Regions from separate parts of the Homo sapiens genome. Here region 2 is linked to region 1. Evidence: chromatin loops called from intact Hi-C (ENCODE). Cell type or tissue: left ventricle myocardium inferior. All regions are shown on one strand. Links, peaks and the distances in the headings refer to the core of each region. The heading gives the core; the rest is flanking DNA.

What was found. Peaks named below come from ENCODE experiments on the same cell type or tissue, not always from the same donor. Only the 100,000 strongest peaks of a DNase experiment are listed, where the experiment ranks them.
Region 2: a loop joins it to region 1, with 1.9 times the contacts of the local background. A loop is called at or near these places in 15 of 110 quality-filtered maps.

What each region holds. Positions count from the first base shown.
Region 1 is chr10:110,102,439-110,107,820 of GRCh38, reverse strand. All of the region lies in intron 2 of ADD3 (adducin 3), which reads right to left. Among named protein-coding and RNA genes, the nearest start is that of ADD3-AS1, 97 kb to the right of the region's middle. In left ventricle myocardium inferior, for the core only: no CTCF peak of the experiment used is centred there; no DNase peak of the experiment used is centred there.
Region 2 is chr10:110,013,644-110,019,025 of GRCh38, reverse strand. All of the region lies in intron 1 of ADD3 (adducin 3), which reads right to left. Among named protein-coding and RNA genes, the nearest start is that of ADD3-AS1, 8.0 kb to the right of the region's middle. RefSeq lists enhancers at 3,842-4,647, 5,068-5,127. In left ventricle myocardium inferior, for the core only: a CTCF peak has its summit at 2,816 (motif pointing right); no DNase peak of the experiment used is centred there; H3K27ac peaks cover 3,680 bases.

The sequences.
Region 1 (5,382 bases), core at 129-5,128:
TAAATATATAATTTCCAAAAAACAGTTGCCGACTACGTGCTGCGTGCTGTACTGCATGCTCTTATGTTATTTTATTTAATTGTCACAACCGTGTGAGGTATTTTCCCCATTTTACCAACAAGGAAACTGAAGCTCAAGTTAAACGAGCTTCGTAATGTCACATAGCTAGTAAGTGGTAGGCAAAGTAAAATGTGAACCCAGATCCAAAACAAACACTTTTATAAAAAATTGTGTAAACAAAATGGGCAATGATGAGAAAATGTACTGACTCCTAACTTAGGTCAAAATGGCTTGGTACTGCAAAATTTCCATAGTCTGCTGCTATGTAATTTTTTTTGCTTTATCTGCCATTACTACCTCATGCTTTAGCCTATGAGGTTCTTGCAGCATTCTCTGATCACAACTTGCACTTCTCTAGCCCTGCTCGATCTACTTCATCCAATGGAAGTATTGACTTCCACTGTTCTTCTTCCTAATGAATTCTTTCCTTTATTCAACACATTACAAATGCTACCTTCTCCTTGAAGTCACCTAATCATCCAAGTTAGGAGGGATCTCTGTATTTCTTCTCTTCTACACTTCACTGTGAACTTTCCCTATACTATACTTAGGGTACCTAGTGTATGACTGTGATTGTTTAACTATTTTCCTGCTCTACTATACCATATTATCTGAGGACTGAAACTGTGTCTTTCACATTTCTAGATTCTCCCTGAGTGTGTAGTTCAGTGCTCAATTAATACTAAGTTAAGAGTTTCTTTTCATTTTCCTAGATATAAAGAAAGTGAAGAATCTGATCTCAATCTTGACCCAGTTAACGTAGCAAATATCCATTTCATAGGTTATTAGCTAGAAAACAGTCTTATCAGTCTATTACTTGAATGAGAAATCCCTGCTGTCTAATTAGGCCTACCCATAATCTACTAGGTAAGATTTATTTTCTTTAAATAAGAAATTCATCCTCATTGAATGTTATAAACTTTTAAAAAGCCATTTAATTCTTCAACTCAAACAAAATCCTACTTGAAAACTTAATTTGCCCCCAGAACATTATAGTTTGAACAGCTCTTCAAACATAGGTCCAAAAAGTATGGTAAAAAAATCACTAGGTGAAAAGCAAAATGTTTAAGTTAGAGACAGGGTGCCTTAAAAGCCTTATCTGAATCTCACACCCTTTTATTTTATATATCTATCAATGTCGAGGGAGTGAGGCTATAAACTTTGAATTCATAAAGTATGGACATAAATGGACTTCTAAAAATGTCAAATATTCAGAGATGTGAGATTCATGTAGGCTAAGAATATACTTTAAGTACTCACATATTCCGGAATACTATAAACCAAAAGTAGAATTCACTTGAGGCATCACATTTTAAAACTCTGTATCCAAGGTCAGAACTTTCAGGAGAAAGTGGCAGGAGATAAAATACTTAAGTCACAGAAAAGAGAACCAATTTGATTTTTTAAAAAAACCTGACCTGATAAAATTATTTCAATTAATGCTTAAAAAAAAAAAACTCCATGTTGGCTCATTTATCAGTAATGTCTAACTTACACTCAGATAATAACACTGATAAATATAGGAGACATCAGAGATGAATTTTAAATATCCACATCTGGATGTTTTACCTCAAAATTACTAGAGAGGAAAATTGGGGCAAAAAGTTAAAAAAAAAAAAAAGATTACAGACTTGCTGCTCCCAAGGCACCCTATAATTATGTTATTAGAGCTCTCCTAAAGCAGGATTAGGAGCATAACAAACTTACTTAGAATTTCTCCATTAAGAAATGTACTCATTTGGAAATAGAATACCACTGGCCCTGTTGAAAGGAGAAAAAACAAATAAACCATATTTTCTTCTGGATGGTCTTTCTTCTGTATCTAAGTCTTGATTAACATGAAGCTAAAGGTTAGAATATTTTTCTTGAAGCTGTGTACAACAGAAATGTAAATAAAGTTAAGAATACCTGCATCTTAAACTTCTCAACTGACCACAGATCATGGTGATTTTGACCAATTTGAATTAAGGAACCCTGTTAACACTCAGGCCTTACTTCCAGTGATATCCTAAAATGTATATGCCTTTGACGTTTCTCCTCGCATCAAAATAAGCTTACAGCAGTATGCATTGCCCTGTTATTAAAAACTGTTAGTATGTCATGTGCCCAGGCTACCACCACATACACTCCTGTTATTTTTCAGAATAACACTGCACATTTGTGTCAACCAGTCTAAACTGCTTCCCATGGTGGTAAGGCTTAGGAAGCCCAGCAACTGTTTTGTTAAGCAGTCAAGTTCAGTAGGAGCCTGTTGGACAATATTCAAATGTTTAATGTTTCAAAGCCCACCTAGCTATTCTCTATCCATCCATGCATTCAGAATTTAGTAACCATCTCTTGTATTCAATGTGCTATTGCTTAGTTTTTCAATTTATATGCTTCTTTAACTTTGAAAAGGAATCACTTAATTCCAATAGTTTGTCCTGAACACTTCGTTTTGAGAAAAGGGGGTAAATTAGAACTTAGGGTCTCCACAAAGAGAACTTGTGGATTTTCTCTACTGCAACAAAATCTCAAGCCAAATTAATTTACCAAGTGGTATTTGATTTCTAAGATAAATATTTTATTTTAAAAAATTAAATATAAAAAGGCTGTGAAATTCCTAGAAATAAGTAATACCTGAGGGCCAGAATAACAAAAATTATTTGTTATTTTCTCAGCTCAAAGCAATAAGGGGTGATTTTTGTCATCCAAATTTACATTTACACCAAAATGTCTTGTGATTATAAACTCTTCCAGGTTGCGTTGAATTAACTTAAGCAGCAGGCTTTGAAGATGAATAAGATGATATAAAAACATATAGGCAGAATTTTTTCATTGTCACTGAATGCTGTAAGTGGTACAGCCTAGTGATTACAGGTGTGAGCTTTGCAGTTTAAATTCTGACCACATCATTTAACTAAGCTGTAAAACTTCAGCAAGTTATTTAATGTCTCTAAGTTTCAGTTTATGCATCTATAACTTAGGCATCTTAATACTTCTTTAACTGAATTGCTTTGAGGATTAAAGATGCATAATAGGTGCTTGGCATATAGTAAGTGCTTAATAAAAAAGTATTATACTTTGCTTTTATTAATTTCTCTCCTGATTTCCCTTCTACCCAAATTAGCTGAGAATTTTAAATAGAAGGTGTATAAATTTGTCACTTACAAACATGAATTAGTAAAATCTGACTTTAATCTTTATTGGTTATGGATTTTGTTTAACAGAGTGAATCCCAATATTTACAGGAGACTGACAAAATTTTTTAAAGAATTATATCAGCAGAAACACTGTAAGCTTGGGCTGAAAGGAACAAAGACAGTACAAAAGGAAAAGGGGCCTTTGCACCCCTAAAACTTCTGTAAGAAGAAAGCAGACTAAGAAAAACACAAAGTGGCAAACACAGGCTACCTTTCAAGAAAAAGGAAGGATGACTTAGACAGTGGAACCAAGAACCTAGTGGGCAGAGCCAAGCACCAGGGAGGTTCAGTCCTGGTAAATAGTAGGACTGAGTCCTAATCAAAACACTTCCAAACATTTGTCCAGATGGATTTCACAATTGCTTTGGACCAGTGACTCCTTTGAATTTCTCAATTTTCTCCTTTTTGAAGAGGGATGTCTGTAGCAGTTATCTTATGCCCTCTCCTGCCACTGGGGAGCAGATAACATGAATCTTTATTTCACAGGTTAATAGATTGACAGGACCTGTACTTAAGGTTCTACACCCTGAGGACAATCATCTGCAGCTGGACTACATTTAGATGATGAGATTCTGGATTCAAGCTAATGTTGGAATGGGATAAGACTTTTTAGGAGGTGCTAGGAGAAGAAGAGTGTATTTTGCATGTGGAAGGAAGAAAAATAAATTGTGGCAGAAGGACAGACTGCGGTTCCTTTAAAATAAATTGTGACCTGCCAGGCATGGTGGCACATACCTGTAGTCCCAGGTACTCAAGAGGCTGAGGCAAGAGGATCGCTTGAGCACAGGATTTTGTGTGCTATGATTGTGCCTGTTAACAGCCACTGCACACTAGCCTGGGCAACACAGTAAGACCCTGTCTCTAAATAAATAAATAGTAACCAGAGAGTGGACAATTCTCTCCTCAAAAGATGGAGCTTAATTTCTCTCCCCTGGAGCATGGGGAGAATTGAAAGACTCACTTCTAACTAATAAATATGGCAGAAGTGACAGTGTGTGATGTCTGAGATTAGTTCAAAAGCAGCCTTCAGGCTACTCTCTCTTGGATCCTTGCTCTGGGGAAGAACACTCAAGCAGCTTTAGAAAAAGTCCACGTGGCAAGGAATTGTGGTCTTTTGCCAACAGCCATGTGAGTGATCCATCTTAAGAGTGGATCCTCCAGCCCCAGTAAAGTGTTCAAATGACAGCAGCCCTGGCTAACATATTGACTGCAACTTCATCAGGGAACTTGAGCCAGAAAAACTCAGCTAACCTGCTCCTAAACTTCTGACCCACAGAAATGGTGAGATAATGAATGCTTGTTTTAAGCTGCTAAGTTCTGGAATAATTTGTTATTCAGCAGTAGATAACTAATACAAGCCACCAAGTATCATTTCCCTTGGTGAAGTTTCTGTTGCATTAAAAGAAACTTAAAAACCACTGTCCTAAAATATGGCAGGAAGACAAAATGTATACACTTTCTTAAGTCTTTCACAAAGAAGATTTTAAATTCATTAGCCAAGATCTAGGAAAAAAAAATATCAACTTTTAATTCTTTTAAATCTCAGCCTTCTTTGTTCCTCTCTGGGCAGAAAGTGATCATTCTCGTTAAGTGAATAGGGAAATGATACACTATGCGTTTGCCCTTTCACATTATTTCACTAAGTTCCCCAAGGCATAAGTAAAATTTTTACTTTTAAGCCAATTTACAAATAGAAATACTAAATACAAAAAAATTAATCTACTTAACATTATGCAACTTTAGTTTAATGGGCAAACTATAAGACAAAAACCCTGGCATAAAAATGGAGTTTAGTAATTTTTTTCATTTAGACTCTACAGTTAGAATTCAACGGTCCTCTTTGAGATACTTCCTAAAGAAATCTCAATATTTAACAACCTTAACCAAAATTGAAACTTCACTTCATTCTTTCAGTTACTAATATGCTGTTACTACAATCATTTGGTTGATAAGTTCTTTTAAAATTTTTTTTGAGACAGGGTCTTGCCCTGTCACCCAGGCTGGAGTGCCGTAGTGTGATCACGGCTCACTGTAGCCTTGATCTACTGGGCTCAAGTAATCCTTTCGACTCAGCCTCCCAAGTATGAGACTACGGACTCACACCACCACGCTCGACTAATTTTTTAATTTCTTGCAAAGA
Region 2 (5,382 bases), core at 321-5,320, 89 kb after region 1:
TCCTTGTCCAGCGCTGGGAATGATGAGGATTCCTAAAGTCTTTCTATTAATACTAACTTTCCTAAGCATTACTGCCTTCAAAACAGATGTATAAGGATATTCCTATAAAAGCAGGAATTTTCATATGGAGTTAAGAGGGAGCACTGTTAAAAGTCTACATGTGACCACCACTGCCACTCCATCCCCTCCCTTCACTCCTGCCATATTCTAATGTATTTCCTAGGGAGGCCAGTCCTTGGCACTGCTACAAATAAGTCTTTGCTGTAGCTGTTAAATGCCTTATAGTGGCAAGATATTGTGAACCACTATTATAAACTATCTCCCATCATGCTATAGAAAAAGAATCATTTTCACGGACAGTAATTTCTGGCCAAAATCCTTTCCATCTTCTCCACTTAATGAAATCTTAACTCCTCCTTCAAGGTCCACCCTTGTTCTTCTTTCCCATGAGGGCTTTTCTGACCACTCCAACTCTTTTTTTTTTTTTTTTTTTTTTTTTGAGACAAAGTCTCACTTGTCACCCAGGCTAGAGTGCAATGGCGTGATCTCAGCTCACTGCAACCTCCGCCTCCCAGGTTCAAGCGATTCCCCTACCTCAGCCTCCCAAGTAGCTGGGATTACAGGCGCCTGCCACCATACCTGGCTAATTTTTATATTTTTAGTAGAGATGGGGTTTCATCATGTTGACCATGCTGGTCTCGAACTCCTGACCTCTGGCAATCCACCCACCTCAGCCTCCCAAAGTGCTGGGATTACAGGCGTTGAGCCACTGCACCCAGCCCACTCCATCTCTTTTCTTGACCAGTTGACCTGTGGCATTTGTTTTCTGTATCTGTCATCTGGCATTCATCACACACACTGGCAAGTAACATATTTTGCATTGTTGTTTTAGTTATTGCTGACCATTCCTATGTTTGACTGGGAAAGTCTGAGTCTCAAGGAGTGATGTATCTCATAGCTTATGGGGATTTTCTGGAAGACACATATTAAAGTATAATTCCTTACAGATAAAGGAGAAGGACCAGAAGCCCTAAGGGTGACTGGGTTAAGAATACACAGCAAAACCATCATTTAACTGCAATTTTAGAAGCTTTTGGTTATACCAAAACAATGATCCCCAACCTTTTTAAACAAGATACCTTTTATGCTCAAAATGTGTTAACAAACAAGACCATTACTCATAATAGTAGTCAGGTATTAAATATCTCTTAATTTAAAAAATACATGGATTCAATGAAGTTTTAGTACATACACGTAAGGTATGGTACTTATTCAGTATACAGAACGTACTTGGTATGCACAAAAACTTGGTTTCCCCTAGGACCTCAGGATGGCACATGGTTTAATTTTATTGTACTGTGGACATGATTATTGCCATATTGAAAAGTACTACCACATAAAAATATTTAGAAGGAAGCAAACTAAATATGTATATATTATACATACAAAAAACAAATCCCCACTCCCCTACAAAAAATAAACCCAGCCAAAACCTCTTCAGTAACTCTTCCCATGAAGGGTATATTTTAAGCACACGCCCCAGGGTGAAACAATTCACTTCATGTTTCAGTAAACTTTTCTTGTGGTTTTAAATATAGCAGAAGGAACAAAAGTTAACATAGACAAAATCAAATAGAAAACATTTGGAAGTTCATCTCATGTATACGTCCTGATTCTAGTGAATTCTCAATCGTATTTACCCATGTTACCACTTCCTTAAAAACAACAACAGAAACCAAGAACCCCAGCATCAGTATTTTCCAGCCAAGGCAGAAATATCATTCTAATCTTGGTTCAACTCTTCTGTGCAGTCACCAACAAAAATAAACATAAATAAATCAGCAGTATATAGCATAGTGCTTAAGGGTATTAGCCCTGACCTCAAATCTTGGCTCTGCCCTTTGTTAACGGTACGATCTTGGGCAAGTTACTTCACTAAACTTTGGATAATTTATGTGAAGTGCTTAAAATGATCCTTGGCAGGTTTTAAAGGCTAACAAAAATGATTACTAATTAAGTAATTACATATAATATATATAAATATGTAACAATCAAGTGTATTTTTATAGCAACAATTTCAAAGCTTCCTTTCAATTCATATTTTCAAAGTTCCTTCTTGTCTGGCTTTGACAAGCCTATTCCAGATACCTTAAACCTCCACTGACCTGTAACTAGTTCTACTACCTCCAGTTCTACCCATGGCTGCTACCACAGTAAGTTTTTGGAAAATAGGGAAAGAAAAAACAAACAAAAACCAGGAAACCACTACCATACACCAAAACAACAACAAAATCTACTTTGAAACAGTGAATTCACTCAAGTAGGAATCATTGCCTTACAAAATGAGACAAAAAGGGCAGGAGAAAAAAACAATCGAAGTATTCAAGTATTCTTAAAACCCTTACCTCCAGTTAGGCAAATGATTTGTTTGCTGATTCTAAGCCCAAGCAGATTTTAACATCATTATTGTCTGCAGGAGCCATCAATAACCAACCAGACCTGCTATTGAAAGACTGCTCTCATTAAAATAATTTTCTTTACCACTTAATTTAATTTCACCACTACTCGGCTGTTTTTAACATAAGGCTCAACAACTTCTTCAGGTTTCTCTTTTCCCATGCATTCCAACAAGTACTGAATTAGTTCTTCATCATGTGTTTAGGCCTCCTGCTGGGAAGCATAATTAAAATTAAGCAGGCAACAATTCCACTTGGTACTAAGATCCTGTCAAATCCTCCAAATGAAGCTGGGCCTGGTTTCTCCAGGAACTGGCTGAGTTCTGTAAGGAAAACAGGAGCTGCTCAACTTGATGCTGGCCATTCAGTAGATGGCACTCTTCCCTTTGAGCCCAAATTAAACAGCCCCAAGAAGTATGTCCTGTTACATTCAGGTGTGACACAAAGCAGGGGTTCTCTCTTCAAAGCACTTAACTGACAGTCACAATCCCTCCTGAAATGCTGACTGGTCAAGGCAGACACTCTAAAAGAGCACAGGGACGTTTAGATTATAAGACATCAAACAATATAAAATCATCTAACTTAAGTGATTACCAATTAATCAGCTTCTCAGAGGTTATTACTATCTCAAGCAAATACACTGTTCTTATTGAGGCATAAAATGTTCCTTCCCTATTACATTCTGCTATAACAGTGACAGCCTTTCTGTGGCTAGTGACCGGACCCTTGTCTATCGCATGTTTTACTAAGGTATTTAGCTATGGCAAAGTGCTTAGAGAAATAAGATTTTATCATTATCAACATTCACTATGACAGATGAAGTAAAAATGTATTACTTTCAGCATTTTTAACTGAAAATAAATTTGATGTCCACTTAAAAAAAAAATCAAACATTCTGCCAGGCGCAGTGGCTCACACCTGTAATCCCAGAACTTTGGGAGGCCGAGGCGGACGGATCACGAGGTCAGGAGATCGAGACCATCCGGGCTAACATGGTAAAACCCTGTCTCCACTAAAATATAAAAAATTAGCCGAGCATGGTGGTGGGTGCTTGTAGTTCCAGCTGCTTGGGAGGCTGAGGCAGGAGAATGGCATGAACCCAGGAGGCGGAGCTTGCAGTGAGCCGAGATCAGGCCACTGCACTCCAGCCTGGGCGACAGAGCGAGACTCCATCTCAAAAAAAAAAAAAAAATCAAACATTCTAATATGAAAATTAGTGCAGCTCTAGTTTTTCAAAAAACAAGTATTTTTAAAGCAATGAATTTCTAATTCATTGATAATGTGTACTTTAATAAATAATAGCTCCCAATTATTAAATGTTGAGTAAGGTTTGTCACACTTCTATTTTGAAAATCTTTATTCGAAATTTAACAAGCAGACAGTTGTGGAGAAAGAAAAAAATTCCTTTTAGTGCAATCTCCAATTTAAAGCTAAAATGTTAAGCAATCAGATAGAATTCACCTTAAAAATTCTACCTTCCCATCCTGGCCAACATGGTGAAACCCCATCTCTACTAAAAATACAAAAAATTAGCCAGGCGTGGTGGCCCATGCCTGTAAACCCAGCTACTCGGGAAGCTGAGGCAGCAGAATCACTTGAACCAGGGAGTCGGAGGTTGCATTGAGCCGAGATCACGCCACTGCACTCCAGCCTGGCAACAGTGCGAGACTCCGTCTCAAAAAAAAAATTCTACCTTCCCTTAGGAAAGTGAACTCAACTCTGACAATAAAAACTGTAAAAGAAGGCTGGACGCGGTGGCTCACACCTGTAATCCCAGCACTTTGGGAGGCCGAGGCGGGTGGATCACCTGAGGTTGGGAGTTCGAGACCAGCCTGACCAACATGGAGAAACCCCATCTCTACTAAAAATACAAAATTAGCCGGGCGTGGTGGCGTATGCCTGTAATCCCAGATACTCAGGAAGGCTGAGGCAGGAGAATCCCTTGAGCCCAGGAGGTAGATGTTGCGGTGAGCTGAGAATTGCGCCATTGCACTCCAGCCTGGGCAACAAGAGTAAAAAACTCTGTCTCAAAAAAAATAAAAATAAAAAAACTGTAAAAGAAAGGCAAGGTAAGAGGTACACTGTTTTCACCTTTAAAAAGTTGGCTGTGGAAATAAGGAATACGAACAATGCATCAACTTCATTGCAAATCCCTTTCTACCTCCCATTTGTGCAGCTCAGGCAATGAAGCATTCCACTCATCCAAGGCACTTATGCCCAATCACAACTCCATTTGAGCTCTGACCATTGCCATTTTCCAACCACCTCCTTAGATATTAAAAGGCTGACCTTCTAGAATTTTTTTGTCATGTATTAAGACAAATGAGAACAGAAGTCACGATGCAGCTAACAGTTGCTCACTCTAACTTCCTAGGGCGTAAAAGTGGAGTGTTCTTAGAAGTCCCTGGGGAGGCCTTGACTTCCAAATTTACTTCCTTAGATATACCAAGTAAGCCTAACTATCTTCTTCAGGAGGATGAGTAAACCCAACTTTCTGCTCTAGCATTTAGTCATTCTAGCAAATCAAAAGATGATAGGATGAGAATATTGAATGGAAAAGGAAAACAGAAATGCTGTCCTTGCTCAGGATGAGCTGAGCCATTGTGGAAGAACTGCACAGAAACACTGCTAATGGTGACAAAGACATACACCGAGTTCCCATGACACTAAAAACTCAGCACTTCTCCAACCTGATTGCTTTTACATTGTTTGAGTTCCACCTCCTCTAGTAGGTAACCAACAAACCACCACAGAGGCAGAGTTAAACAGGCTGAGTCACTCACATCAGCACTCTCCTCTTTCATTCCATCTGAAAAGGTGAGCACTTCCTTTGGTGAGGGAGGGGAAAGTAAGAAATCACAAGAATAAATTTAAAGAGGTATGGAAGCTTAAAAAAATAATTTCGTGTATATTACTTGGAGTTAGG